Regions from separate parts of the Homo sapiens genome. Here region 1 is linked to region 2. The links are chromatin loops, found by intact Hi-C in ENCODE. Cell type or tissue: heart right ventricle. All regions are shown on one strand. Each heading gives the region's core, and the rest is flanking DNA. Links, peaks and the distances in the headings are about the cores only.

Region 1 (15,856 bases), core at 4,463-12,462, 320 kb before region 2:
AAACACCTACACTGTGCTTAACACTTCACATACCTAAAAGCAGCAATTTTGACTTGATGTTAAGTAGCATTAAGTTTTAGAATAGTGATGGCTGACACCCCACCACACACTCTACATCAATTCCATGTAGACTGAGTGGGTGAAAACCTCTTGTCAAATTGGAGTTTTTAAACTGGACAAATTTGAATCCCATGTAAATGGACAGCAATCCATGCTGTATTATTTTCCTGTTGTATAATCAAGGGATCACAGTCATTTCTACTTGTAAACTGGCATTCTTTTAATTTCTTACAAAAGTCAGAAGTATTTCATCTTACAGAAAAAGTGACCACTTCCCCCTCTTCCCACCCACATTAGTTTTTTTTTTCTTAGCTTCCCTGTTTAGGGGGGAAGGATGGGTACTACTCTTCTGCCAATTCAAGAGATTTATAATTCTCAGGTCATCCTTTTTTCCTTCTTTTCATCTTTCTTTCCTTTCCTCACTCCCTGCTTCTGTTTTCTTCTTTGCTTCCATCCTTCCCTCCTTCCTTCCTTTGGTTCATTCATCCATTATACACTCATTAGGCACTATATTCCAGGTGCTAAGGGCACAGAGGTGAATCAGACAAGGCCCTTACCCTTAATTTGCTCTTAGCCCATAGGATAAGCAAACAAGTAAATAGACAATGATGATATGATACAGTAATGCTGTGAATGGGGAAAGCAGAAGGAGCTTGTGGAGAGCAGAGTAAGGGTAAGGAAGAGATGATGGCTTGGGTCCCCACAAATCAGGACAACCTTCCATAGACTCCTCTGAGGAACAGCAAGCACTATAGCCATCAACATTTTGCCTTACTTCAACATTCCTTAGTGCTTCTTTCACTCACCACACCATGTGAGGGGCACAGTGATAGCTTCTGTGGGAGCTACCAAGGTGAATAAGACAGAGTTCTGCCATCTTGGGGTTCATAATCTATTAAGGGAGACCACCAAGGACTCAAATAACTGGAATCCCTGGTAGACTGTGAGAAGAGCCATCAATGGAGATAAAAGCAGTGTGCCTTGGGAACCCAGGGAAAGCAGAAGTTCATTCCTACTGGAGGGATATGAGAAGTCCATAACCCAAAAAATATTTCAACTTTCCCTTTTTGATATTGAGTTGCATTTTCCATAATTCAGCAAAGATTTGAAGACATGGAAAATTGTACTCAATTTGAGAAAGTCTCTGTGGTTCACTTCAGTGCAACAATCTTCTTCGCTTTATCTCCTGTTGTCACCTACTCACTCTGGCCTGTACATAGAAGTCAGCTAAACTGTGGAAATCAAGAGAGACTGAGAGTCATCTTTCTATAGTGGTCCATGTGTGAGAGGGGGTTAGGGGAGCCTGGAAGTGACTCTCAGGGTAGTTGAAACTTAGTTACAGGGCTTAGAATGTATGGAACTTCTTGCTCTGTTACTCATCCATCAGGTAGCACCTATAGATTTCTTAGTTTATTGTCATTGTCTTACCCCTGAGGTGGACTCCAGTGACAGAGGCTTGCCCAGGTCAGATGCAATAATAATATATTTAACATGGCAATAGGCAACTGGCATGTATGTCACAGTTGTCAAGGGATGGACTTTGAAATTCCACAGAACTGGGTTCAAATTTTATCTCCATCCTTTGCTGGCCGTGTGACCTTGGGTAAGTTACTTGACCTCTTTGTGACTCAATTTCCTCATCCACCAAATGGGGATGTTAGTATCTGCCTTAGGCAGTAGGTGGAGAATTTTGCTGAGATATACATGAAACATTCTTAGCAGAGTGCCTAATACATAGTATACACAAGCTAGTGTTATCATTATTAGAATCATCCAAGATTTTAGGTGTAGCTGTCTGAGTTTTTACTTACTCAATTCTCACATTGTCCTGAGATAAGGAACAGACCTTTTCTGCACTATGAATTCAACTTTTACATGACACATAGTCCTCTTCTTGGTCTACATACTCTCCTTGGGCAACCTCTCTCATCTACTCTCATGGTTTCAATTGCCACCTATATGCTGGTGATTTTTAGATATTTGTTTTTAATCTAAACCTCTCTCCTGAGAACCCAGATCCACATACCCCGCTGTCTTTTGCTCATCTTAACTCATATGTTTCTTAAGCACCTCAACCCCATGTGTCCAAAACTGAACGCTCCTCCAGGAGTTGTCAGTCACTAGAGGAAATCTCACTGGAGGGAGCGACATATGAGTTGATCCTTCAAATAAGGGTGATTGATTTTAACTTAAACTTGGTAAAAGGAGAGGGAAATCATTCAAGTGAAGGACAAGTGCATGGAGGCAGGAAAGCTTCAGGGTATACAGTGGAGAGCCAGGTTTGATTATGTATCTTCAAATCTTCCTTCTTAATGTTCTATTTCACCCCTTAGCAAATACCTGGCTCCTGATGTGTTTTTCCATATCTGGATGTCTGAAAGCTGCAGAAAATCATACACTGCTGCTGGGATGTCTGGGGTCAGACTGAAATGAACTAGTTCCTCGCCACTAAGGTTCACAGTCTAAGGACCCCATGGGATGCTTCATGTTCAAACATGAGCCACACTGTCATCACCTCCTTCCCTGGTCTAATGGTATCAAAGTGAAAATAGAAAGATCTTGCCTCCGTTGAGAGTCTCTGAATGCCCTGGATTATCATCAGGGCCCATAAAATGATTGAATGACTGTGCAATACCATCCACTAACAGCATTCAATAATCCTTACTAATGTGAGGACCCCATTTTAGAAGAACTAAACATGGATACCAGGTTCTATTTCAATGGAACAACCTCATCTCTAAAGTGAAGAATGGACAATCTGAGTAGTAACCACAATTATGTACCACTTGCTAAATAAGTGCCAAAGCTGCATAATCTTTTATGGTGACAGTTATGGTTTCAGGCACAATAAATGGCAAGCCTTTGATCCTAAGAATACATGTATAAGCCAGTTGTAAGTATCTATCAACTGTTTGAATTCAATCATACCATCTATTATTTCACAAAGCACGACTTTTTGTTACCTAAGACTGCACAGTTATGTGAATGTATTAGTTTCTAACGAGCAATTATTCATTTGTGAAAATCTTTTAATTATTCTCCTAGGCAGCAAAGAAGACATGCCTCTTCTATGTGCCATAGAAAGAACTGACTTGAGACCAGCCTGGAACTGATTGCTGATCGGCTGGTTGGTGACACAGACTGGCAATGCTTTGGGGGTACATTGCTGTTACACATACAAATAAGATGCAGAGACCAAGAAAGTCCATGGCATTTCTCCCAAGAGAAAAAGAAAAAAGAGAAAAAACTGACCTTTCACTGTTGGATGAACACATGACTCCAATCCTCCCCCTGCACCTCTTCATACCAATAATCCCCAGAGGCTACAGTTACCTTGGTTAGCTACTCCAGGGGGTGGCAAGCTCCCTTGAAGAATTCAAGCCCAGGCTGGATAACCACATAAGATTTTTAGGAGAGGACTCAAGCAACTGAACATTCAAAAAGCATGACTTTTTGTTACCTAAGACTGCACAGTTGTGTGAATGCATTAGTTTCTAATGAGCAATTATTCATTTGTGAAAATCTTTAAACTATTCTCCTAGGCAGCAAAGAAGACATGCCTCTTCTAAACAGGGCCACCTGTACAGTGATTAATAGTTAGTTTTCTTCAGGTCCAGACACAAATTGAAACAGGGCTTCTGAGAGCAATTAGACAAATGGAGGTATTCTTGTGTGGCTTAGGCCTTAAATCCTTTGGGATCTCACTTCTCGGGTCTTTCCTTTTTAATGTTATGTGCTTGATTGTGTCCCTTTTATTTGGCTAAAGATGGAAGCAAGTGGGGGCCAGAAAGGCAGTTTATCCCTCAGGAGCAGGAAATTAGAAGATTGGGTACCGCCTTTAGGATTAACTGTTCCTTGAGGCCCAGGCTCCCCAACTACTCATCAATCCTCTGGACATGTTTCTGGCCTTCTGCCCAGGATGCTGTTCAGGGGAAAAATCTAACTATCTGATCAGAACAACTGGAGAGCTGTGCCACAAGTTTTCCATCTGTAAAGTGGGTATATCCCCTCTAGCTCTGTCATTCTGTGGTTCTATATTTAGAAATATTTTGCAGGGTTTCAAGTTCCCAGCAGCTGTATAGTTATGCCTGGTGACAGTACAAATCTTAAAATGTGCCTATGTTGGACCTAGAACCACAAATACCATTTGACCTGGCAATCCCATTACTGGGTATATACCCAAAGGAATATAAATCATTCTACTATAAAGACACATGCACACATATGTTTATTGCAGCACTATTTACAATAGCAAAGACACGGAACCGACCCAAATCCCCATCAATGATAGACTGGATAAAGAAAATGGGGTACATATACTCCATGGAATACTATGCAGTCATAAAAAAGAATGAGATCGTGTCCTTTGCAGGGACATGGATGAAGCTGGAAGCCATCATCCTCAGCAAACTAACACAGGAACAGAAAACCAAACACCACATGTTCTCACCCATAAGTGGGAGTTGAACAATGAAAACACTTGGACACAGGGAGGGGAACAACACACACTGGGGCCTGTCGGGGGATGGGAGGCAAGGGGAGGGAGAGCATTAGGACAAATACCTTATGTATGTGGGGCTTAAAACTTATATGACGGGTTGTCAGGTGCAGCAAACCACCATGGCACATGTATACCGATGTAACAAACCTGCACAGTCTGCACATGTATCCCAGAACTTATGAAAAAAAAAAAGTGCCTGTGTCTTGTGTTCCAGCTGGTAGATGCTGTACTGCAGCAGATGGGTTTGCTTATTTCCTCCCTTCCTCCCATTTTCTCCCACCCTCCCTTCCTCCCATTTTCTCCCACCCTCCCTTCCTCCCAGCTTCTCTTCCTTCTTTTCTCCCTTTCTCCTTTGTCCCTTCCTCTCTTTTTTCTTTTATTTCTCATTCCCTCTTCCCTCCGTCCCTTCCTTTCTTCCTTCCTTCCTTCTTTCTTCTTTTCTTTCAAGATTATTATTTCCACTTGATGTCAATACTTGCTTCCAATTTTAATTCCGTGCATGCAGACTGCAATCCTCTTACACCATGGAATGACGGAATTATCATAGGAGTTCATTGACGACAATTTCCCTTAAGACAGTACATAGGAAGGAGAGTCTTGAATTCTTCAAGGAATTTCCCACAATTAATTAAGAGGTGAGTGAATGCAGGCTATCCACCTGACATAAGCCAATATACATAACTTTTAACTGTCGCCCATGTGTCTTTTATACACCTCTCTGTACTTTTCAGCCTCTTCTTGCCCATGTTTCGGTATGATTTTTTTCTTTTAACTTATCTTCCAGCTTATTGACCTTCCTTCAGCTATGTCTAATCTGCTGCTAAACTCATATATCAAACAGTTTTTTCAGTTACTTTATCTTTCAGTACTGGAATTTCCATTTAATTTTTCTATATGACTCCTAGTTCTCTCCTGATAATCTTTAATTAGCCATGTGATTTCTGGAACCTACTAATCATAGTTATTTTAAAGCCCATGTCTGACAAGTCTAAAAGCTGTATCTTGTATGGATAAGATTTTATCATTTATTTTTTTCTCTTGGTTTTGGGACATGTGATTTTGTTTCCTGGTATGCTTGATAATTTTTAATTAAATACTAGACTTTGTTTATGCATATATCAAAAGATAATCTGAGGAGCCAGACGATGTCTTCTTGAAGAGAATTTACTCTGCCTTCTCACAGGTAATAAGGGTAGGAGCAGATCACCTAAATCTAAGGAAATCGTGAGCTTATTCAAGGCTGGGCTTCAATCTTTGCAAGAATTAGTAACTTTCTTCTTCACTCCTAATCCTAGTTGTAGCCCTTTAAGGGATCCCAACCTAAAACCTGTTTACAAGATCTGCTCCTTGGTGGGCCCTAATTGCCAATGTTCGTCCCTCCAACCTCAAAAGACTGTGGAAATCTACTCAGCCCCCTGGCCTCTTAGCCACTGCTTGGAATTGGCAAAAGCTTTTAGTAGAAAAGTTGTGTCAAATGTCAGGCTCACCTCTCTGTCTCCCTTCTTTTCTGGCATCTTGGTCTCTTTAGTCCTTGCTGCATTGGTAGCTCCCTACTGTCTTCAAATGTATTTTTTCCCCCCAAATCTTGTTTAGCTATTCTAGTTGTTCTCAGCAAAAAAGGTCTGTCTGCAAAAAGGAATTCTGGCTTTATCAGTAAATTTCCTCCTATGTCATTTAGCCTTGACTCTAGTAATATTTGGTAATTTTAGGCAGCACAATAGATCTTCAGCTCATCTTGCATATTTTCTTCCAGAGACCTGGAATAAACCATTTTCAAGGAGCTCTGGCGTGTTTCAATGAGAAATAGTATTTAAAGACCACTAGCTGGGCATTAGGAATGTTCTTTATTACTGGCTTGCATTATATCTTTGTCTTTTCAGTGGACAGAGCTAGAAAAATTACACCTTTTGGAGAGCAAAAACTAAGGAGTTCATACTGAAAATTTCAATTAATGAAAAAGACTATAGTGCATTTTACTTAATATCTTTTATCTGTAATGGATATCATTTTTCTCTTATGCTGAAAATCATTTTTCCTAATGGCATTAACATATATATCATTTGTTTTATTCTAATATTATGTGTGCTGAAATAACAATACCATCATAACTACTAACAAAAAACTAAATGTAATTTAACATTTCTTTCTGTTTGTCTTCAATATATATTCCACCAGGGATATACAGTCAAAACACTATGTTTCAAAAGTCTTCAAATTATTCTGTTTTGTATGATTATGCCATCAACTTGATATACAGAAAGATTCATTTATTTGAATTTGTTTTCAGCTTTATGGGATTGTTTTTTTCTCTTTGATTTGATTTTGTTTTTAAATTGTATGAAATATTAAATGGCTGTAAGTTCCAAAGTATAAAACAAAAGAAATTTAGCTTCCATCTCTGTTTCCTCTCCCCATTCTCTATTCTCTCTTTCTCTTCACCTACAGGCAGCACATTTTTGTTACTTTTTGATTTATTCTTTCACATTAAAATATACGTATTTTACTATTTTACACATATACTTATATGGAGACAGAGAGAGAGAGAGAGAGAGAGAGAGAGAGAGAGAGAGATTGCCACATTTGGGACAAAATCTAGATTCCATCCTTAATGCTTCTCTTTTCCTTACCCTACAAATTCTATCAATCAATAAATCCTAGGGCTACCTCCAAAGTATATCTCAAGTCCAAGGAGAGCTACCTTCATCTCCTGCCTGGAGGGCAGCAACAGCCTCCAGCTGCTCTTACCCCTGCACCTCCCGCCTCCCAACACACTTTCCCTGCTGCAGCCAGAGGCAACCTTTCAAAGCATTTTGCAAAGAGAGGACTAATCTGCTCTTTCCTGCTGTCAGCCCTTACTGGGACCTGAAGGCGGAGCAAGCCCCTGAACCCTGCATCCAGCATGGATCAGACTCCCGCCTTCTTCTCCTAGCCTGCTTCCCACCCCTTGCTAACATGCACCCTAGACTGCCAGCCACACTGAAACCTGTGCCTGGATACACTCCTGAGAACATGCTAGATCTTCCCAACTGGAATGCTTTTCCCTGAGCCTCAGTTGGATGCACTCACAGCACAATCCTGTTTTTAAATCCTCATATTTGGCATGACTTTATAGTTGTCCGGTAAGAAAAGACAGTATCAGAGAGGGACAGAAACTTGCTTAAGTTCCTACAAGAGTTTTTCCCACTTGTTCGTTGAACAAACTGTTCTTGAGCTGTGTACCAAGGTCTCTCCTTAGACATGTAGAAAATGGAGATGATTTTGCTTGGAGCTGCCTTACCCCCAGGCGGTCCTGGCTGTGAAAGACCTTATCTAACACAAATTGTGAAGACAGAGGCACTGCCTTGAGCACCTGAAAGAGCATCTGCTGAGTGTCCTTACCAATCCCAGCCCTTTCCGGCGCCCCGCCCTTCGCCTGTCTGGCCTAGTTCTCAAGGTCAGCTGGCAGGCGAACTAGCCAGCGAACTGTCCTTCCTGCTGCTGTTGGGGTGATTTATAAAGAGCCTCGGCTGTGACTCCTTCATGATGGCCTTGTCCGTGGAGCCTCAGCCACACCTGCCCTTTTAAAGAAGGCGGCGTGTAGTTCCGTGCCAAGGACTGCGGCGAAACCAAGCTGGTGTCCTCACCACCAGCAACCTCTCCCTGCATCCCATTGCCCAGGTTCCTGGAGCCCCACGACGACCAGGGTGCCCAAAGAGCCCCGGAGCGTATCCCAGCCTGTGCCCTCCAGGCGGCACAGAACGGCTCCGCAGTGCCACCTAGAGGCTTCCAGCGCCAGCCAGAGGAGAGAGTTTTTGTCTCTGCGGGCTTTGGGGGCTAGCTGGGCAATGGCTAGCACTTTGGAGGTTTGGTACCAGGGTGAGCTACATTTGGAGAAGTTCATTTCTGGATGTATGGCTGTACATTCAACCCCCTCGGAGCCTGTCTCCTGTAGCTACCTCTCCACCCCTAGTGCACACACTTAGGGCCAGTGTGACTCACAGCTCTGGAGAAACCCAAGAGCTGCCTCCAAACCTCTAGTCTTAACCAAATGGCAGAAACAGGAGAGCAAGTCCTGCAACATACCCCAGTGCAAGAGTTGTTCAGTAGATGAGATAAAGATAGCATTCCCAACAGAACCGAAGTGAAGGGACCATCAGTGAGATTGTTGGGACAGCTAGCTAGCCATTTCTAAAAAGGACATTGAAACTTCCACCTTGCACCATGCCCTCAAATTACATCCTGGTGGATTGAAGAGTGCAATGTCATACTAGAAGAAAATATTGGTACCTATTTGTATAGGCTTGGAGTGGGGAGGATATTCCAAATATAATACCAAGCACAGAAACTATAAAGGAAAAAGACTGATAAATTTGACTCAAAATTTAAAATCTTTTGTGCATTAAAAAAAAAAACTATTGATAAACTTAAAAGCCAAAATAATGTACTTGGAAAATGACCACACATCTGAAAGACAGTGACTAATATCCTTAATATATAGGGAGCTTTTACAAATCAATAGGAAAAAGACAAACGCTCCAGTGGGAAGATAGGAAAAATGCATGAACAAGCAATTCATGAAAAGACAAACAGATTACTAGGAACATTAAGAAATGTTCGGCCTTAGTAGTAATCAAGGGAATGCTAATTAAAACCACACAGAGATTATATTGTTTTCAACTACCAAATGAACAAAAATTTCAACGAGAACTAACTCATGGAGGGGACAGATAAAGCAGAGATCAGGCCTGCCGACACACGGCTATGGGAGGGAGCGGTGGCAAGGCTTTTCTGGAAGGCAACTTGGTGTCATGGAGTAAAAGCCTTAACAAATATTGCACATCTCTGTGCTCAGCAGTGTCACTTTAAAAAACTTATCCTAAAGACACAATGTGTGGAAAGATATAACTGGTCAGGGATGTTTGCAGTAGTCTTGTTTTTAATAAGGGTATAAAAAGGAAACAACCTAAGTAAATATACATTTATTTAAAATAATAAGATAGGTGTCTTCTCATCAACTTGGAAAGGTGTTCATGAGATATCACTAGGTGAGAAACACAAGTTACAAGAAAATTGTATGTATAATATAATTTATTTTATGTAAATAAAAATGATGTATATATTACATGGATAAAAACAGATTGAGTCATGCAGCACAATATTAACAATGATTGCCTTGAGAGGGAATAGAGATTATGCATTGCCTTTTTTACTTTTTTTGGCTTATTGATATTTTTATTTCAACATAGAAATATCCATACTGGCTCTTTTCTTGCCTTTACTTTTTCTTTTACTTTCTTAGAATTTTTTTTTAATTATAAGAATAATACAGGCTTGTCGTAAAAATTCAAACCCAACAAAAGTATATAGAGGCTTTCCCTCTGACCACCCCATTCCCCAGAGAGGACCATTGTGAACAGGTTGGTATATATATTTTCCAGACATTTGTATGCACATATAAACATATATGCATGTGTATATTTTAATATAAATAGGATCACACTGTATACACTGTGCTGTAACCTGCTTTTTTCACTAAATAGTATGTCATGAACATCTTTCTATGTCAATACACATAGATCTGCCTTATGTTTTTTAAAAAAATATGCTTTTCAACAGCTGCATATTATTACCTTGTACAGATATATTCAAATCTTTACTTTCTGATTTATCTACATTGATACGTACCATTTGTGTAATGAAAATATAAAAAAATGTTTTGTTGGAAAAAACAAAAAAAGAAAGAGGGAGAAAAGAAGGAAGAGAGTGAAATGATATTGTTTGTTCACCTTCACTTTCATGTGGATTTGGGGCTTTTTCTACTTGGGAGATAGATTTGATTCTAGAAAGCTGTCAGGGTTTGATGAGATGCAGAAAAAGTCTCACTTGCTCCATGATTAAACAAAAAAATCCCGGGGATCTTGGGACTTCTGACGGGCTTTTCCAGTCCAGGTCACCAGGCTTGGAGAGGAGGCCATGTCAGAGCAGAAGTTCTATCTGGGACTCTAATGACATTTACACAAGAAAACAGTAAAACTTAGAAGCAAAATCAATCATAACAACAATTATGGAAGTGAAACAAACCACTTCTTTCTTTTGCTTTTCACCTATATTTATTAACCATTTGTATTTATTCTTTGTTTTTTCCATTTTTCCAGCTTTATTGAGTGTAATCGCCAACTAAAATTGTATAAATTTAAGATGTACAACATGATGATTTGATATACATATATATTGTAAAATGATTACTACAATAAAAGTGGTTAACGCACCCATTACCTCACATTTTGTGTGTGTGTGTGTGTGTGTGTGTGTGTGTGTGTGTGTGTGTGTGTGTGGTGAGAACTTTTAAGATCCATTCTCTGGCCAGGCATGGTGGCTCGCGCCTGTAATCCCAGCACTTTGGGAGGCTGAGGCGAGTGGATCACGAGGTCAGAGTTCGAGACCAGCCTGACCAACATGGTGAAACCCCGTCTCTACTAAAATTACAAAAATTAGCCAGGCGTAGTGGTGCGTGCCTGTAATCTCAGCTACTCAGGAGGCTGAGGCAGGAGAATCACTTGAATCCGGGAGGCAGAGGTTGCAGTGAGCCGAGATTGCGCCACTGCACTTCAGCCCGGGCGACAGAGCAAGACTCCATTTCAAAAAAAAAAAAAAAAAAAAAAGATCTATTCTCTAATCAAATTTCAAGTATATAATATAATATTAGTAACTATAGTCACCAAGATGTACATTAGATCCCCAGAAGTTAATCCACCTTCAAACTGAAAGTTTGTACCCTTTGACCAACATCTGTTCAATTCCCCCACCAGCCAGCCCCCATCACCACCATTCTACTCTCAGTTTCTATGAATCTGGCTTTTTTAGATTCCACATATGAGTGAGATTACACAATAGTTATATTTCTCTGTCTGACTTATTGCACTTAGCATAACGCGGTCAAGTTTCATCCATATTGTTCCAAATAACAGGATTTCCTTTTTTAATGTCTGAACAATATTCTCTCTGTGTGTGTGTATGGTGTGTGTATGTGTGTGTTTCACATTTTTTTAAATCCATTCTTCTGTCGACAGAAATTTTGTTTTTTCCCTCCTTGGCTACTGTGAATAATGCTGAAACAAACATGGGAGTGCAGATATCTCTTTGAGGTACTGAATTCATTCCTTTGGATCTATACCCAGAAGTAGAAGTGTTCGATCATATGATTCTATTTTTAATTTAAGAAACTTCGATACTATTTTCCATAGTGGCTGTACCAATTTACATTCCGACCAACAGTGCAGAAGGGTTCCCTTTTCTCCACATCCTTGACAACACTTATTATCTCTTGTCTTTTTGAGAATATCATCGTAACACGTATGAGGTGATATTTCATTTTAGCTTTGATTTGCATTTTCCTTATGATTACTGATGTTGAGCACCTTTTCATGCACCTATGGGGCATGTGTAAGTCTTCTTTGGAAAAATATCTATTCAAGTTTTTTTTAACTCATTTTAAAATCAGATTATTTATGAGAGTATTTATTTTTGCTATTGAGTTGTATGTGTTCCATATATATTTTGGATATTAATCCATTATCAGATATATGGTTTGCAAATATTTTCTCCCATTCCATAGGTTGCCTGTACATTTTGTTGTTCCCTTTGCTGTGCAGAAGCTTTTCAGCTTAATGTACTCCCACTTGTCTATTTTTGCTTTTGTTGTTTGTGCTTTTGATGTCATATCCAAAAAAAAAAAAAAATCACTGGCAAGACCAGTGTGAAAGAGCTTTTCTCTTATGTTTTATTCTGGGAATTTTATAGTGTCAGGTCTTACATTGAGGTCTTTAATCCATTTTGAATTCAGTTTTGTGAGTGATGTAAATCGTGGTCCAGTTTTTTTCTCTGCATGTGGACATTCAGTTTTTTCAACACCATTTATTGACGAGACTATCCTTTCCTCATTGTGTATTCTTGGCACTCTTGTCAAATACTAGTTGACTGTCTATGGGTGGATTTATTTCTGGGCTCTCAATTCATGAATAGTCTATGTCTGTTTTTGTGCCAGGACCATGCTGTTTTGATTTCTATAGCTTTTAGTATACTTTGAAATTAGGGAGTGTGGTGCCTCCAGCTTTGTTCATCTTTCCCAGGATTGCTTTGCCTATTCAGGTTTTTTTTGTGGTTCCATAGGGATTTTAGAATTGCTTTTTCTAGTCTGTGAAAAATGCTGTTAGGATTTTGATAGAGATTGCATTGAATCTGTGGATCACTTTGGGTAGTATGGACAGTCTAACAATATTAATTCTTTCAACTCATGAACATGGGCTATCTTTCCACTTATTTGTGTTTTCCTCAATTTCTTTCATCAATGTCTTATAGTTTTCAGTATAAAAAACTTTTCACCCCCTTGGTTAAATTTACTCTTAAGTATTTTCAAACCACCTTCTAATCTCTTGCTCAGACACAGGACAAAACCTCCCCATAACTCCCTCCTCCCACACCCAGGTGATCTGAACTCTGAGTAAGACCTTACTCTAAAGATGGTCCAGTTTGCCTGCCTTCTTTTACAGATGAGAAAATGGAGGCCCCAAGACAGGCAGGGCTAAGGTCAAGCCTAGCAGGGAGTCTGGGGCAATCTGGCCTAGTACCCAGCAAGTCTGACTTCTGATTTGCTCTTTTCCTTTCCTTCCCCTTCTCCTTCCCCTTCCCCTTTCCCTTCCCTTCCTTCCCTTCCCTTTCCTTTCCCGAAGCCTATTTCAGGAATAAAACTTATTTTTTCATCATAAAACATACACATACTAATTATGCAAAACTTGGACAGTAAACATAAAAGCTAGAGGAAGAAAAGTACTCAATCCACCACTTTTCTTGGCAGAATTTCCCCACATCTCTCTTGCTCCTGTCTGTTTTCTATATTTTTGTATTTCAGTTATTTTTCACAGTTTCAGGTCCACTGAGAGTTTCTCTTCTTACTTCCAGCATACCTTTGTGTGTATATATGTACTTTTCTTTTTGTTCTCTCACATTTGTGGATTTAGAGCAAGGTGTGCAGCTATCATCTTTATGCCAGAAGTTTGTCTTGCATCCTTTCCACTGCAGCCTCCAGGGCCAGGTTTCATCTTGGTTACCACATACTTTGTCATAAAGAGATTTGTGGTTTAACTTTGGCACCAAGTGTAACATTGAAGCCTTGAGCACTTTATCTTTATCACTCAGGTCCTACTTAATTCTCGGAGTTAATTCTGTGGATATGAGCTGAAGAAGAGGAAAGCTCCCCGCAAAGGAGTTACAAGTGCATCTTCAATGAAGGGAGAGCTCCCCACCATTGTGGGTGTCCGGGGTTCTCCTGCAATTACATGGAGTCTTTTTGCCCAGTGGGCAGGGTAGGCACTCCAATTTCAGCAATTAGGAAAACTCAGATTAAATGGGTGGGTCATGTCTGTAAGGCACCCAGAAGAGTCTGCTGATAGTAAATTGCTACATCAAATAGGTGTTACCATCCAATGTGCCCAAGGTTTGAGACACCAAGTTCCAAAACAAACAAGCAGTATCCTATTATTTTGCTTTCTGCCAAGTCAGACTCCCATGCAATCATTTATCTTGTTGAAATAGTTGTAGATAACTCTTAGCAGCCAAAAGTGGAGGCTTGGGGACTGCCTGTCTTCCTGTGATGGCTCCACCCAGAAAATAAATAGCCAGACTCAGTTCATTTCCCCCCATTTGCAATTGCCTCTCTTGTGGAGAGGTCCTCACGTAGCCCGGGCTGTGCATCTGCTATAGGAAGTGCAGATTGTTGGAAAAGTGACACCCTACGATTCTGTGCCCTGTTATACATCACTCAGGTGGTCTCTGCGAGTGGGATACCTTCCTATTTTATAATAGCAAAGCCACTTTATTTACATGGGAAATATGCCAGACATAAATCCCAGATAAAAGAAGAGGCCCCTTTGGAAAAAGAAAGAGGCCGAGAAAGAAAGCTTGAACTGTTGGCCCCAAGATTTCACTAAAGAAAAATGCCTTCAAAGGAAGCTGTCCATAGTGAATTTCTTTTTAAGGAGATGGCAGTTAAACTATAGAACATAAAGGACAATAGGAGTGGTGAGAGAGAGCATCCCTGTCTTGTGCCAGTTTTCAAAGGGAATGCTTCCAGTTTTTGCCCATTCAGTATGATATTGGCTGTGGGTTTGTCATAAATAGCTCTTATTATTTTGAGATACATCTCATCAATACCTAGTTTATTGAGAGTTTTTAGCATGAAATGCTGTTGAATTTTGTCGAAGGCCTTTTCTGCATCTATTGAGATAATCACGTGGTTTTTGTTTTGGTTCTGTTTATATGACGGTTTACATTTTTTGATTTGCGTATGTTGAACCAGCCTTACATCCCAGGGATGAAGCCAACTTGATCATGGTGGATAAGCTTTTTGATGTGCTGCTGGATTCAGTTTGCCAGTATTTTATTGAGGATTTTTGCATCAATGTTCATCAGGGATATTGGTCTAAAATTCTCTTTTTTTGTTGTGTCTCTGCCAGGCTTTGGTATCAGGATGATGCTGGCCTCTTAAAATGAGTTAGGGAGGATTCCCTCTTTTTCTATCGATTGGAATAGTTTCAGAAGGAATGGTACCAGCTCCTCCTTGTACCTCTGGTAGAATTCGGCTGTGAATCCATCTTGTCCTCGACTTTTTTTGGTTGGTAGGCTATTAATTATTGCCTCAATTTCAGCTCCTGTTATTGGTCTATTCAGGGATTCAACTTCTTCCTGGTTTAGTCTTGGGAGGGTGTATGTGTCAAGGAATGTATCCATTTCTTCTAGATTTTCTAGTTTATTTGCATAGAGGTGTTTATAGTATTCTCTGATGGTAGTTTGTATTTCCGTGGGATCAGTGGTGATATCCCCTTTATCATTTTTTAATGCGTCTATTTGATTCTTCTCTCTTTTCTTCCTTATTAGTCTTGCTAGCGGTCTATCAATTTTGTTGATCCTTTCAAAAAACCAGCTCCTGGATTCATTGATTTTTTGAAGGGTTTTTTGTTTCTCTATCTCCTTCAGTTCAGCTCTGATCTTAGTTATTTCTTGCCTTCTGCTAGCTTTTGAATGTGTTTGCTCTTACTTCTCTAGTTCTTTTAATTGTGATGTTAGGGTGTCAATTTTAGATCTTTCCTGCTTTCTCTTGTGGGCATTTAGTGCTATAAATTTCCGTCTACACACTGCTTTAAATATGTCCCAGAGATTCTGGTATGTTGTGTCTTTGCTCTCATTGGTTTCAAAGAACATCTTTATTTCTGCCTTCATTTCGTTATTTAACCTGTAGTCATTCAGGAGCAGGTTGTTCAG
Region 2 (15,856 bases), core at 3,535-11,534:
GGACAAGTCTTGTGCCCATAGCTGAAAGACTTCTGGGCTTCCAGTTTCATTCCCCAACTTTCCTGGAATCTGGTGATGGCAGTAGGCCAAGTGCAGGTATCTCCCTGGCATTTATGAACAGTAAGAGGGAAGTGAGTGTGAAACAACTGCTAGATTGCTAAGATCAGCCAAGAACACATGAAGGCTAAGTCCTGAGTGGCAATATAGGGACATGAACACATTTCTGCTCAATAATAAGGTCTTCAGTTCCAAATGCTAGAAAGATAAGGTTCTTCTCAGCAATGAAAGGATTGCTTAGCACATAGTTGGGGCCCACTAAATAGTTTTGAATGAATGTTAGCTTTCTGAGACGGGCCTCCTAAAGCTCTCTGGACTTCCTTCTGGGCCTTGCTTTCGAATCAGTGACTTTGACATGAAGACTGCTTTAGGGCCATATTGTCCACTTGACCTGATCATCAGAATCCACCTGAGGAGGGTTTGGAAAGTATAGATTCAGAGTCTGGGATGGGGTTCAAAAATCTGTATTGATCACAAGACTTCCAGGCTTAGGGTTGTGGAGAGAGCACTGGATTTGGAGTTTGGAAATCTGCCTTACAGTCTCTGCTCAGCCATTAGCTCCCTGAGTGCTTTCAAAGTAGGTGAAATGACTTTCCAAGGCCACAGAGAGCATAGTTGTAGCAGGAACAAGACTGTCCAAGTAATATAAATAAAACCAGGTGAGACAAGGGATTGTAATTTCTCTCAGTGTCTACATTCACATTACTTTGACAAGTTGAATCTTAGTCAGGCCAAAGTGAGAATACAAACAAGTGAATCCTGTGGTGTAGCCACCAAAACCAAATGTGCCTGAAGCACCTACTGATGACCACGTGAGTGTCTCATCAGTTATCATGTCCAGATCCACATCACTGCAACAGCTTTCTTCTCTTACAGTTTTTATCCTGAGGCGTATCAAGGGCCCCCCGTGAACCAGCTGCCATTGATAGATACCTCAAACTCTGAGGCAATTTCTTCTTCCAGCATTCCTCAGTTTCCCATAACTTCAGACTCAACCATAAGCACCCTGGAGACCCCACAGGATTACATCCGGCTTTGGCAAGAGTTGTCTGATTCACTCGGTCCTGTTGTCCAAGTGAACACTTGGTCTTGCGATGAGCAGGGCACCCTGCACGGCCAACCCACCTACCATCAGGTATGGGACAGCCCCCTCCTTTTCCTTCCAGCGCAGGTCAAGAGGGATTCTGGGCCCCTTCCACATAAGGCACACACCCCAAGTGCATGCTGTGTGTGAGAGCCAGACTTCAAAGCTCAGTACATTTGACGGCAGTTAGTCACATGATGGTAGCACTCATTGCTGAGTAAAAATATTCTCTACAGGGTTCCTCAAAAAAGTGAGCTGGCCTAGTGAACCTTAGACGCAATCTGACTGAAACTTCTCTCAAAACTATGTTACATGGGCAAAGTGAGCCATGCCATGTTTTTAATCTGAGCTCATCGTCTGGTCCCAAGCCTCCTTTCAGACTTATGGATCTTTAGTTCTGCTACAAAATCTAAGACCTAGTGTAGGTATGTTTCCTTGTACTAAAAATAAACTTAGGGCCCCTCTGTTGAATGTGCTTGGTATCCATCTATGGGGTACCCCGTATTTGGAAGGGCAGGCCTACCTTGTGGATTATCTGCAGTGGCCATGTTTCCAGGATGGAAGCTGGTCCAGATGGCAGTTACGTAGCAGGTTTTGCTCCCCGCAGGCCCCCCACACACAATTTCACTAATGAATGGAACTTACAAAAGGTGTTTTCACTCTAGCTTTAAAAATCTTATTATAGCCTAACCTTTTTTTTTTCAAACAACAAAACCAAACCAAAATAACCAGAACAAACAGTAAGCTAAGGCAGAAAGGAGTTTAAATACTTGAGGCAAGCAAATGTATGATTATTTTCACATATACCCCTTGACTAACTGTGCCACCAGTACTGCTAGAAACTTGGTCACTTAGAGGGACTGCTCACACGGAGAGATCAGAGTGGGCAATAGGTCCTATGGTTCCTATGGTTCCATTACCAAGCCAGACTTTGTTGAGAACATCTTTCACGCCTATTTTTGAGGCACTTTCCCTCCTAGAGGGGGTCCTGAGAGACCAAGCCAGCACAAGGCTGAGCACGTTGCCCAGGGAAGTGGGAAAGGTCAGATTCTGAAAGGTTGCTCAGCTGGGAGAAAGCAGGGCAGGACCAAGTCGGAGCTTTCCTGTCCACAAAACCTCAGGGGCTCCCTGCTATCCTCAGGATGAAACCCGAGCTCCTCTTCTTAGCTTCCCAGCCCTCACTGCCTGCCCTGGCTTATCCCTACTGCCTTCTGGCACCTTTCTGCCTGCAGGTCCCCAGACACCTCCAGCTGTCTGTCCAGAGCCCAGCCCTGCTCCTTTTGCTCCCTGTGTCTTCTCCGCCCCCTTGGGTTCCAGTCCTTGAAACCTTGCATCACTTTGCAACATAACCCAAGGAATCCCTCCTCCTTAACCAGAAAACACCCCCTCAGCCCATACTTTGTAACACCATCTTTGTATCTATTCCTTCTCCCTCCTCCACACCCCAGTGTGGGTTGGTACGTCTCCTGTCACTTTGTTAAAGTGGGCCAAGTAGCTGCAAATCAGTCAGCATGGAAATGACTGAGCCCAAGACCCAAGGCTAGTGGCCTTGGCCGGCCATGGCTGGCAGAGAAGCTGGACAAGAGAGGGCCAGACACAGACCCAGGAGCCTTAAGACAACTTTGAGAAAGCCCAGGTCTGCTTCTGCTGCTCTTTAAGCTAAGATGCTGCTGGGAGAGAGAAGAGGAGAGGAACCTTATCTTCTGTAGCTCCTCCGTCTCCCATCACCTTGCAGGCTCATGTTCCAAAGAAGTATTTCTCAGCAGCTTGTGTATTTGAACTAAAGGATTCCTCCTACCACCAAAAAATGGGCCCACAGACTCTAGCAAACATTCCACCTTGTTTCACTTTTTCCTGGCAGGTGCAAGTTTCTGAGGTAGGAGTCGAGGGACCTCCTGATCCACAGGCTTTCCAAGGCCCTGCTGCATACCAGCCAGACCAGATGAGATCTGCGGAGCAGACCAGATTGATGCCTGCAGAGCAACGTGACTCAAATAAGCCGTGCTAACAGTACTTTCATGACCAGTGATGAGGGGAAATGGGGGGAGGGGGCAGGCCAATGAGGTCTGCATGGCCAGGGGACCTTCAAGGTGCGTAAAGTCCCTTGGGGTAGGGTTTAGTGGGTAGAGACTTATTTGTTTCCTGATAGGTTATGTTTGTAATTGTTTGTTAAGCACAGCCTGTTTCTTGGAAGTTATGCTGTAGAGGCAGCCTGTGATCCGTAGTATGCTAGGGTGTGACAGCAGCCAGCCACAGCTGGATCTGATGTCTTGTCTGCCCCGCCCAGCTTTGCATATCCATGTTCTACCACAGGAAGGTGGCCTGCCAAGAGTCTGCTCAAAGTTTTCAACATAAAGAATAAAGAAAAAAAAATGCCAAAGTGCTTTTCAATCTAGTAAATCTAGAGGGTTGTTTTGTCTTAGCCACAAGAATTCCGAGGTCTTGACCCTGATGATCAACCTGCCTCCCCTCCATAGTCTTGTTGGAGAAGCCCAGAGAGAATGGGACTCCAACTAAGGGAACCTGAAATCAACTCAATGGAGGCACTTCAGAGCTAAAATAATTATGGCTTCCTTGCTTAATAAACATTTTCGTTCACTGCAACTTTGTGAATTGATGAGTGACGTTTGGAACCTGACTGTGCCAAGGTCCCTGGTGAAGGGTTGGTTCCCTACAGTTAGGCCCCTTTTGTAGACCCTGCTCCCCTCAGTCTCTTGTTCACACCTCAGCTCCATGCCACATTTGCAGAGGCCAGCGACTGCTGCCTTCCCACATGGCCGTGTGCCCAGGCCCGCTGTGTAGCTTTTTTTCGTGTAGCTCAGGCATGCTGGCTCCTTCATTGACACCAAGGGCAGCCACAGGCCCACTGAACTCTGAAACAGTTGGCCTAGGGGCTACCTTCTCAGGGTGGATGGTGTTTGTGCCTCACATATTACTTCAGAAGTAAGCCTGAACACTAAAGGGCAGTGTACCCATACCTTTTACATGTGGGTTCTTTCTCTCCCATCAGTAGACTTTTTAATAGATAGGAGTACCCCCTAGAGGGAAAATAATTTTGGTTACAAGTCAAGCACCAAGAAGGACATCTTCACAGTTGTCTGCATGGTGCAGAGAGAGGTTCGGATAGCCAAACCAGAGGTCATTGTGTGCCTTTCTTAAGGTAATGAGCCATTGGTTGGAGAAAGCAAAGGAGACCCCAGTCTCTAGTGGCAAGTTAAAATAAAGGAGGCACATTAGGCCTCACATCACAGGAGAAGCCAGAGATTCTTTAGGAAGCGTGATCTCTACCATGGTTTTATGGACTGAATGTTTGTGCCCCACCCCAAATTCATATATTGAAGCTGTAACTGCCCAGTGTCGGAGTGTTGGAAGATGATGCCTTTGACAGGGGTGATTAAGGTTAGATGAGGTCACTAGGGTGAGACTGTCATGACGGGATTAGTGCCCTTAAAAGAAGAAACACCAGGAAGCCCCTTCACGTGCACATGGGCGCATGCACGCACACACGTACGCACGCACACACACACACACACAAGAGGTCCTGTGAGCACACAGCAAGATTGTGGCTGCCTGCAAACCAAGGGAAGAGGCTCCAGGACAGAACCTACCTTGCCAAAGACTTGATCTTGGGTTTCCAGATCAAGCCACCACACATGGCAGAGCTTCCAGAAACAGCCACCGCGACCTCCACATCAGTTCATTCCCAGGTGGGCAGTACAGCAGTCCTCACTGAGCAGCGCTCAGTCTGTATGTACATAATAGAACATTGCATGCACAGACTTAAAGCTGAATATTCATGTTTTCTAAACACATCAAACATTCATAAATGTTCCTATTCCCAAGCACATTTTCTAATAAAGAAGGAAGAGTTATTAAAACTACCAGCTCCAGTCCATGTTTGCAGCACACACCACAGCATGGGCTGATGCCCACTGTGGTGTCTTTAGTGTGTTTTGACGCGTATTTTGGAGACAATGAAAAGGAAGGTAGCTATAGAATGTTCTTGGGTATGACTTTTGTTCATCTCTGCCAAAATCACCGGGAAGGAAAGGTTGGGGAAGAAGGGCTGGAGTGACAGGAAGTGGGCCGGGCAGACGTGGGAACTGGGAACTGCAGCTTCAGGCCAAACTGCCTATGAGGTGAAAGGAGGGAGCTGGTCCTCCAAGGCCTTGGAATGCGTCTCTAGCCTCAATGGAGACTGCAGTAAACTTCACCTGCATCTCTTAAAATGGGCCACATCAACCTTAACGAAGACTCTGGTTTACAGCTAGGACCAAATTAAATATTCCCTAGGGGATATTAAATAATTGGGATTTTTGTTTGGTTTATTTTAATGGGTAGGGAAGACAGCATCGAGTGCTTCTCCATCGCCTATCAAATAGAATCCAGATTCTCCACCTGGCCTGGCCTCGCCCTTCCTCTGCAGCTGCATTTATCTCCTCCAGTCATGCACTCTGCCCCCAGTCCCCCGAGCCCTTGGGTTTCATAGAAGTCCTGGGCCTTTTTGCCCTTCTACATTTGTCACTATTCCGTATTATCTTATGCCCTTGCCTCCCAGCTCTATATTTTCAACCCTTGCCCACCACCATGCAAAGCCTGGCTGGGAAGGAGCCCTGCTCCATGTACCCCTACCCCCGCCTCTACCTCACTTGGAGTACACATGTCATTGCCCTTCTAGACTGAGCTACAGTGGGCAGAGATTGGGACAGATCTTGGATGCCCCCGTAACACAGTACCTTGCAGGTAAGCGTTTCCTCTATGAATGTTCGCAGCTCCCAGGCCCCAGGAAAGCCTTCCTCCAGTGCTCATTATTTAGGTAGAGCCCTTCTTAAGCTTCTGAACATTAACCAGAAACCTTGCAGCTCTTCCTCAGGGAGGAGCTCCTCGATGAGGGACTGTCAGACCTGCGGGCATGCCCTGCAGTGGGGGTGCAGTTCTGGCCCTGGGACTACAACTTTCCTGTGGGTCTGGGGGCACAAGGGAACTTGGTAGATGAGACAGCAGGGTGTAAGTCATGAAGTGCAAAGCACTGCACACAAGTTGGTGAGCATCCCTAGTGGTGGCTCCAGTTAGCCTCTGCAAATCTCTTTGTGGCACACGGAAGTCAGGACCACTGCAGGGAGATGGGGGCTGTGGGGAAGTGTAGGGGGAATTGACGGTGACAATTAAATGCCAAGAGGCCCAAAACTCCTGGAGCCATGGATGTTTCCTGCCCAGATGGAGGCCCTGACCCCAAAGGTCAAAGGCTAATTAACCACCTGGTCACCTTGTTGATGAAACAAAACCCACAACCCTGCAGAATCAAAACATGTCAATTACAGAGAGGCAAAGGTCGGCAGACAGGACAGACAAATTGCAGTATTTAGAATGGTGCAGTCAAGTGTTTGTGCAATCTATTTCCAGTTCTACCATGTGGGCAAAGTAGTTAGGAGAGGGGCTGGAAATTTGGCTGACTAGGAGTGGGGCGGACTTCAGCACAGAAAGAGGCTCAGGGCTCTAGGTAAGAGCCATGCTCTTGAGGCCATTTACACCCCAAACCTTGGACATGCTGTCTGCTAGGAAAGGCAACCTAGGACTGCTTGCGAAAGGGGTAATGGGACAGCAGAAGACTCAAGATGGGGGTCTTGAACTGAGTTCAGTGCTGCTCTTTTATTGTTCCCCTCACTTGTCAGTAGGCAGTGCCCACCAGTTTCCATGTGGGATATGGTGCCAATAGAGGCAAGGCATTGAATGTTTAGGCTTCTACCTGCTACCCACCTACTGTGAAACTCTGGGCAAATCACTTTACCGCTCCCTGTCTCTGCTGACTCACTGGAACATAGGGACAAAGATAAGACACTTGCTTGAGAGTGAGACTAGAATCCAGAGGCCCTCCTGGATCAAGGAACCAATGAATGAGTGAGAGAACAAATGTCAGCCTGTCTCCCTGCCATTCTGAGCCTTATGTTCTCCATCTCAGCTCTGATGAAGAGACAACGTGGGTTCCTGGAAGATGGCCATACCACAGAGTGCATCTCCACCCTTATTGCATTCACCTCCCCCTCTCTCTTCTCAGGCCAGTTGCGTCTTCTCTTCTGGTCTTTATCAGCACACTGTTCCCCTCCTTTAACTCCTGCACTGCCTCCTCTTTTGGATAGGCACCTCCATCCTCTGAGTCACCCAAGCTAACACGCAGACTCTGCCTGAATCCTCCCTTTCTTCCATCTATCACCTTAGACATAATTGTCTGTTTCTTCCACTAACACGGGGAAGGGAACATGAAAGTGTGAATTAATGAGGAAGTAAATAAATGAACAGATGACTGTCCAGTCTCTATTCTCTTCTGTTCCCAGGCTCAGCATGGGCTGGGCTTACAGGAGGCATCAGGGGAGATCTGGTGGTCAAGGGTTCTCTCCACCAGAGCCTTCCCATGCTCCTCCTTAGGCACGGACACTTTTTCCAGGCTCAGGGCTCTTAGCTCTAGGAACCCTCTAGGTTAGGGCCAGCCCCTAAGACTATAACCTATGGTACCAGCCTTGGGAAAGATGTTCGATGGCTCTTCAGGGCCAGCACATAGATTGTGATTCTTGGTACCATATCTCAGGGTGCCCCTATAACACTCAGAGTCAGCTTCCTGGGGTTGCCGAGGGCTGGGGCATTGCCCAGCGCCTAGACATGGACAAGAGCACAGGATGGGTGGAAACGAAGGAAGTTCCTTTATCTGTGTCTTAGATTCATGGTTTCATCTGTCCTTGCCCCACACACCCCACCGCCACCAATTTGGTGGTAGATACAGCAGGCTCCAGCTCAGGTAGGCAGCATCATGCACCCCAAAGCCCTAGGAGCAGTCAGGTAGGCCAGTGGCGCTCAGGACACACAGCCCTCAAGCCCTAGGTTGGGTGTGGTCAAACTCATTTCTTGTCATCTCTTGCCCCCTGGTGCATGGTCACAGTATTGCAGCTTTCCAGGGTCCTCCCTTGTGACCAATTCGGTTAACATTTTCTGACTACCTATTCCAGGTCAGGCCCTAAGCCATACAGAATTCTGTTCTCAAGGTTTCAGTCCAGCCCTTGGTCAACTTTCTGATGAATCTTCCTTCTCTATTCTCCTCAAGCACCCCAAGGCCATGATCCATCATATAATCATCTTCTTTCTCTTTTTTGCTTCTGTCACAATTGACTGACAAATTCCCACCCTTGGATGAACTCAACTATGCCCTCTGTGTGTCTGCACTTATGCACCTCCGTGCTTCTAGAGAAAATCACACACATTGGCAGATTGTGTACCGCTGTAGGCTCATGATCTTCAGCCTCACCAAGGCACATCTCGCTGCTCAGGACTTCCGTGTTTGGTGTCTTTCCAGTCCGGTTCTCAGAATGGTGATTCGCCCTTTCCTCAAACTCCCCATGTCTTTCCATTTCCCTCTTGCTTTCTTTGTTAATACTCAATTTAGATGTTACAAGATATGGAATAGAAATTCCCTCATCCTCCCATCACTAATCCTTCGTATGCTTTCCTCTGACTGAACTCAGCTTTCTGCAAGCTAAAATGGCAGAAGTATCCCTTCTCCTTTCTAAGGCTGATGTCTTCATTTGTGTTCTGGATCCCATCCCATGCCACTTGCCCCTCCCTCCACCATCAATGAATCCCCCTTTCTACTTGACCAGTCCCATCACCATAGAAACTTGCGATATTTTCTGTCTTTACAAAAAACCAATCCTTGACTCCCACATCCCTCTCCAGTAAGTGTCACATTTCTCTGCCTGTGTTCAAGGCACTTGTCTGCATGTATTGTCTCCTCATCTTGTCTTCCCAGTATACCCAACAAGTTCAGCTTGTGTCCTTTTAAGAAGTCTCTCTCTCTCTCTCTCTCCACACATGCACAGAGGAAAGGCCATATGAGGACACAGCAAGAAGGCAGCCATCTGCAAGCCAGGAAGAGAGCCCTCACCAAGAACCAAATTTGCAGGCACCTTGATGGTAGACTTTTAGCCACCAGAACTGTGAGAAAAATGGATGCTTGTTGTTTACATCACCTAGTCTATGGTACCTGGATGTGGCAGCTTAAGCTGACTAATGCAGCCACCTAGTTTGTGGTACTTTCTTAGGTGGCCCTAGCAAACTAATACTACTGGGATCATCCTTAACTACATCTTTTTGTTCGACTCCAAATATCCAATTAATGTCCACATTTTGTTGGCTGTGCCTCCAAAATCCATCTGGAATCCCTCTATTGCTTCCCATCCCCAAAACTCCCATGATCATCTGTCACATGTGCATTCCCCACACAATATCACAGTGATCTTTACAAAGTATAAAGCTGATCATGTCATTCTCTTGCTTAAAACTCTCCAGTGCATTACATTATTATCAGAAAGAGGGTCAACCCCTTGAAAAGTTCTCTAGGGCCCCTCTCCAAACCATCTCCTCTTACTACCCCCACCCTTGCTCACTACGTCCCAGCCACACTGGCCCCCTTTCTGGACATCGAGCCTCAAACTCACGTCACATGACTGACTCTTTCCCTTTAGGTATCAGCTTAATTGTCACTTCTTCAAAGGGGAAGTTGCAATTGTGAGATCCAAAAATGGATTTTTTTCTCATCTTATTTCCTAACTGGTTATTGTTGATTTGTAGGAAAGGGGCTGAATTTTGTAAAATTGGCTTGATTCCATCTGTCTTGCTAAACACAGTTCTTAGTTAATCATCTTTAGCTTTCTAAGCAGCTAATCATATAATTTGTAAGTAATAATACATTTTTATAGTGGGGCATTTCTAATAGGTTTGCATCTTGTTTCTTGTCCAAATCTTACTACATCACTTTAAGTAAGATCCCCTTCCTTGTTTTAAGTAAGATCCCCTTCCTTGTCATAAGTGCTCCTAACAACACAGCACATCTTAACATCTTAATCTGTACTTATATGTTGTTGTGTCTAATAGGTAAGTGAATACATGCAGTGAAACAGATTGAATGAGTAGACTGTGTGGCTTTTGCTCTCCCCTCTGAACTACAAGTATCATAAAGTGGGGACAGTGATTGAGTTCAAGCAACAAGGTGGGCAGTCATTAGATGTCTATTGAAAAAAAAAGAAGGAAATAAATGAAGATGCTTTAATAGAAGCATGTAATGGCTTGTTGAGTGGAGGTAAAACATGACAACAAGACCATTCCTAGATGAAAGGGGAGTGTCAGCACAGGTTTCTACCGGATCTCAACTCTAAATGGATGTTGCCAGGTAGAGAAGCGGGGTGCACATTACAGGGAGAGGAAGCAGCCATGGCAAAGGCCAAGGAGCTATGGAAACCTTATAAACCCCACCTCGCTAGATGGTCTGCCACACCTGTGGGCCTCTGGATTTCCTGTTTCCTCTAACTCTAAAACCACAAGAAAACTAAGAAACGAAGTGCGTGAATTATCTTTCTGATCCCTGTATGGATAGGTGGATGGGTGGATGGGGCTTTCTACGTTTAAAAGAAATGGAAAGAATCACAAAGGAAAAACAAAGCAATAGATTGATCTACATTAAAATAGTAAACTTCTGCATGTCAAACATATTAGCACCAATAAGAGGCAAACCAAAGCATAAATATGTGCTATATAATGTGCAAAGAACATATGAGAATTAATTTAAAAACACTAAGATTGCAACAGAAAAATGAGGCCACACAGTTAATGCACAGAAAATAAAAGGAAAATGGTGAATGAACATGAGAGAATATAAGCTTGACTAAAAATGCAAACTAAATAATGAAATATTAATAAATTTTGCAAGGACTATTAAATTGCGATATTTCCTGCTGGCAAGGGTGAAGTGAAATGAACACTTTTATGCACTGGGATGTGGTACAACCTTGTTGTATAGCAAATCAGATCTACAGAGTAAAGCCTCTTAAAGGCTCATATTCTTTAAACCCGTAATTTTATTGCTAGAGATCTATAATTCTACTTTTAAGAGTGGGTAAATATTTATAAAAAGATATTCATTTTCAGCATCAATTACAGTAATAAACAGTAGAAACAGCATGAGCCTCCAATTACCTGAGGAATTCTTAGATAAATTTTGAAACCTCCATAAAATGGAATACTTTACATCCATTAAAAATACTGCAAATAAACAAAAGTCATTTAATAAAATTTAACTTCTATTTCTGATTAAAATGATAAATAGTAGTGAAAGAGGAATCAAATGATTCTTTCTCAATATGATGCATTCAGTGTATCATAACCAATGGTAAATGTTGGTGTAAATCGAATCACAAGAGGCATTGCCCTGAAAGCTAGGGACAGGATCTTGTAGTAAGATTATGTCAAGAAACAAATAGCATACATACTGAGGTGGAGGAGACACATTCATCGTTATTTGCAAATTGTATGCTCATCGTTTAGAAAACTAAACATGTTTAACTAAGAAACATTTTTAAGCAAAGCTGATGGATACAGGTAATTTTACAAAAATCAGCATCTTTCTCACAAACTAGCAATAACAAGTTGGCAACTGTAATGGAAATCACAATTGCAACAAATATATATATATAAAACAACTATGCGTAAAATATTTTAAAATGTGCAGCATCTAATCTATAAGAAGAAAACTAGAAAACTTACCTAGGAATATTAAACAAGATAAATGAAAATATTAACACCAAGAGATTGATTGAAAAGATTTATATTGTAAAGATACCAGTTTTCCCAATTTTAATCCAAAAATTTAATACAATTGCAACCAAGATATCAATGGTATTTCTTCTTTTGTAACTTTATGAAACTATTCTAGGGGTTAGATAACAGAATAAATAAGCAAAAATGAACAAGAAAATTGGAGGGAAAGAAGCAGAAATGATTAGGGACAAGAGGAGAGAAGGTAATTGATCCACTAGATAATAAAAGTTGTGCTAAAGTTACACTGGTTTCAACAAAAAAGAAACACCTGGTAAAACTAGTGCTTCCATCAGTGTGGAAGAATTGTGGCTCCAAAATAGCTTTAAAGACACATCTGAATGGTGGCTCTCTGGTCAGTAGGGAGGGGAGAAGATTCTTAAAGGCTGAGGAAATATTAATTGTCCATATGAAAGAGACACTGAGAGGGTGGTTAATGGATATTAAGTCTCCTAAGCTACCCCTTCTCTCCAACAGTGGTGGAGAAATAACAGTTCCCAAACAGAATAAACACTTAGAAAAATACAGTTAATCCCTAGCTTAAATCTTAAGCCAAATTCAATTTCATACAGGGATTAAAAATTTACACATTATCTAATGAAAACATAAAAAGGTAGGTGAAAATAACAAATATTTTAAGTGTTGGAAGTGGAGAAAACCAAAGCATGAAAGCAAAGGGAGAAAATGGTCAAATGTCCAAGACGCATGTACAAGCAGGGCCATAACAGCATTGTCTACAATAATAATAAAAAAAAAAAGGAAATAGGTAAAGAAGTATTAGTTCAGCCATACTCTGTACTGCCTTGACAGAGATGCCCATGAGATCTCAAGATATTGTTAAGGGCAAAAAGGCAGTTCATAATTCCTTTGTGTGTGTGAAAAAAAAATGTACGTGAAAGAAAACATACAGAAGGGTAGAAAACATACAGAAGGATAAATAGGAAAGTACTAAAGTGATTCTCAACAGATCAGGGGATTATGGGTGAATTTTAACTTTCTATTTCATGTATTTGTGTTTTGCCTGAATATTTTATAATGTATATTTTATGAATTGTATAATTAGATTAAAAAAACAAAGGAAATTAAAAAACTTTTTACAGTGTATGAACTAAATGATGTAAAATTGAATTTGTAGAGTGAAAAATAAGAAGGTGATATGTAAACATTTTAATAATGGCTTTCTCTGGCTGGTGGAATTGTGAGTGGTCATTTTCAAAATTGCCACCATGAGAACATATTATTTTTAGAATCAGAACAAAAAGATACATGTATAATTCCTATGCTACATGGTGTGGAATGATATGAGAAAGGCAGGAGGGAGCTGAGGTTACAGAAATGTACAAGACAGAAATGTCCCTGACCTCATGAGACCAATAATCTGGTGGGAAAGACAGACCGATCACAAGGAAATAGGAGTGAATCAGAAAAATGTCAGAGGGCAAATGCTCTGGAGGAAAGAAAACAGGAGCTGAGATACAATGTAGAAGGGGATGAGCTATTTGCAGAGTATATCTGGGAAGGCTTCTTTGAGGTTGTGACATTAGAGCAAAAAGCTAAAAGGCAAGAGGGAGCCAGCTATGGAAAATTTAAGGGCGAATCATCTGAGCTAATCTCCTACCACTCTTTTATGGTGATATTTGATGTAGACACACTGAGCTTCTGTCAGATTCCTGTGTCCCTAGTTCCACAGGACAGTGCCAAACCAAAGATCAGATTATGGGCAACACAAGAGGTGGGTGCTCTGTTGCTAAGGAGCCAATACCACATACTAAAAACTATACTCTAAGGTAGGGAGGGAGGTGTCTTAGTCCATTTGGGCTGCTATAACAAAACACCTTAGACTGGGTAACTTATACACAGCAGAAATTTATTGCTCACAGTTCTGGGGGCTGGAAAACCCAAGATCAAGGCACCAGCAGATTCAGTGTCTGGTGAGGGCTGTCTTCGGATGGCTCTGTTTTCATGGCCTGATCATCCCTTAAAGTCCCACCTCTTAGTACTATCACATCACATTGTTAATCAGGTTTCAACATATGAATTTTCTGAGGGACATAAATATTCAGATCAAAGCAGGGGGCTAGGTGGAAAGTCCCATCCCTCACTAGAACCAGGGAAGTGGGTGAAGAATTGCCTCATGGTAGCCTTGCATAATAGAAAGGAGAGTGGAAAAGGGTCTTGTGGCAGCTCCTCACAGGACTTCCCATCTTCTGACATTCCTGGGAGGATCATCAGGCACTCCGCCAAGACTGGACTCAGACTGTGGTTGAGCCTTGCCTCTGGCCTGTGTGAAATCTTTCCCTCCACTCCTTGTGCCTCATACATGCCAACCACACTTTTGTCCCAGGGCCTTTGCACATACCATTTCCTTTTACAAGAATACTCTTCTCCCAGTTATCTACGCAGCTATCACCCTTATTCCTTTAAATGCTTCTCGAATGTTACTTCTCAGTGAGTCCTTCCCTGACCAACTAGTTTAAAACTGCAATCCAGAGGCAAAGCAAGATGGCCAAATAGAAAACTCTACTGATCGTCCTCTCTGCAGGAACACTGAATTGAACAACTGTCCACACAAAAGAAGCACCTTCATAATAACTGAAAATCAGGTGAGCAATCACAGTTCCTGGTTTGATAAGAACCAAAAATCAGGTGAGTAATTACTGTTCCTAGTTTTAACTTGATATCACTGAAAGAGGCACTGAAGAGGGTAGGAAAGACAGTCTTGAGTCACCAATGCCACTTCTCTCCCATCCCCTGGCAGTGGCCAATAGTCTGGCATGGAGAAAGAATCTCTGAACCTGGTGGAGGGAGAGTGCAGTGATTGTGAGATTTTACATTGAAACTCAGTGCTGCCTTGTCAAGTGGAAAGCAACACCAGGCACAGCTCAGCTGGCACCTATGTAAGGAGCATTTAGACCAGCCCTAGCCAGAGGGGAATAACCCATCCCAACAGTTAGAACCTGAGTTCTGGCAAGCCCCACTACTCTGGGCTAAGATGCTCTGGGGTTCTAAATAAACTTGAAAGGCAGTCTAGGCCACAAGGACTGCAATTCCTGGGCAAGGCCTGGTGCTGAACCAGGCCCAGAATCAGTGAACTTGGAGTGCACATGACCTAGTGAGATGCCAGCTGATGTGGCCTAAGGAGTGCTTATGTCATCCCTCCACTAACCTCAGGCAGCACAGCTTGCAGCTCCAGGAGGAGAGGGAAGAGTAAAGAGGACTTTGTCTTGAAACTGGTATACCAGCTCAGCCACAGCAAATTAAAGTACCAAGCAGAGTCCTGAAGCCCCTGTGGGCCATAGCTCCTGGACAACATTTCTAGACCCACCCTGGGCTAGAAGGGAACCCACTGCCCTGAAAGGAAGGACCCAGTCCTGGCAGAATTCAACAGCTTCTGACTAAATAGCCCTTGGTCCTTGAATAAACATCAACAACAGCCAGGCAGCAGTCACCACAGAACTTTGGCAAAACACAGTACCATGCTGGCTGCAGGTGTGACCCAGAACATCCCCAGCTGTGGTGACTATGAGGAGGGACTACTTTTGCTTGAGAAAAGGAGAGGGAAGAGTAAAGGGGACTTTGTTTTGCAGCTTATGTACCAACTCAGCCACAGTGGGGTAGAGCACCAAGGAGGCTCATGAGATTACCAATTTCAGGCCTTAGTTGTTGGACAGCATTTCTGGACCTGCCCTGAGCCAGAGGGGAGCCCACTGCCCTGAAGGGAGAGTCCCAGGCCTGGCAGTATTCAACATCAGATGATTAAACAGCCCTTGGGCCTTGAAGGAACATCAGTGGTAGCCAGACTGTACTTGTCGTGGGCCTTGGGTGGTGGTAGCCGTGGGGAAGGCATGACCTCTGCTTGGGGAAAGAGGAGGCAAGAATGGGAAGGACTTTGTCTTGTGGCTTGGGTGCCAGCTCATCCACAGTAGAATAGAGCACCAGGTAGATTCCTAAAGTTTCTGAGTCCAGGCCCTGGCTCTCTGATGGCATCTCTGGACCCACCTGGGACAGTGGGGACTTGCTGCCCTGAAGGGAAGGATACAAGCCTGGCTGGCTTCACCACCTGCTGATTGCAGAGTCCTA

The links. Peaks named below come from ENCODE experiments on the same cell type or tissue, not always from the same donor. Only the 100,000 strongest peaks of a DNase experiment are listed, where the experiment ranks them.
Region 1: it touches region 2 in a loop (4-fold over the local background); 3 of 110 quality-filtered maps call a loop at or near these places.

Annotation. Positions count from the first base shown.
Region 1 is chrX:151,352,125-151,367,980 of GRCh38, forward strand. No RefSeq gene overlaps it. Among named protein-coding and RNA genes, the nearest start is that of VMA21, 37 kb to the right of the region's middle. In heart right ventricle, for the core only: a CTCF peak has its summit at 8,317 (motif pointing left); no DNase peak of the experiment used is centred there.
Region 2 is chrX:151,672,995-151,688,850 of GRCh38, forward strand. It overlaps PASD1 (PAS domain containing repressor 1), which reads left to right. Exons shown (of 16, transcript NM_173493.3): 15 at 934-1,192; 16 at 3,003-3,745. The coding sequence ends at 3,149. Among named protein-coding and RNA genes, the nearest start is that of PRRG3, 15 kb to the right of the region's middle. RefSeq lists a silencer at 8,004-8,143. In heart right ventricle, for the core only: a CTCF peak has its summit at 8,090 (motif pointing left); a DNase peak (open chromatin) is centred at 8,054.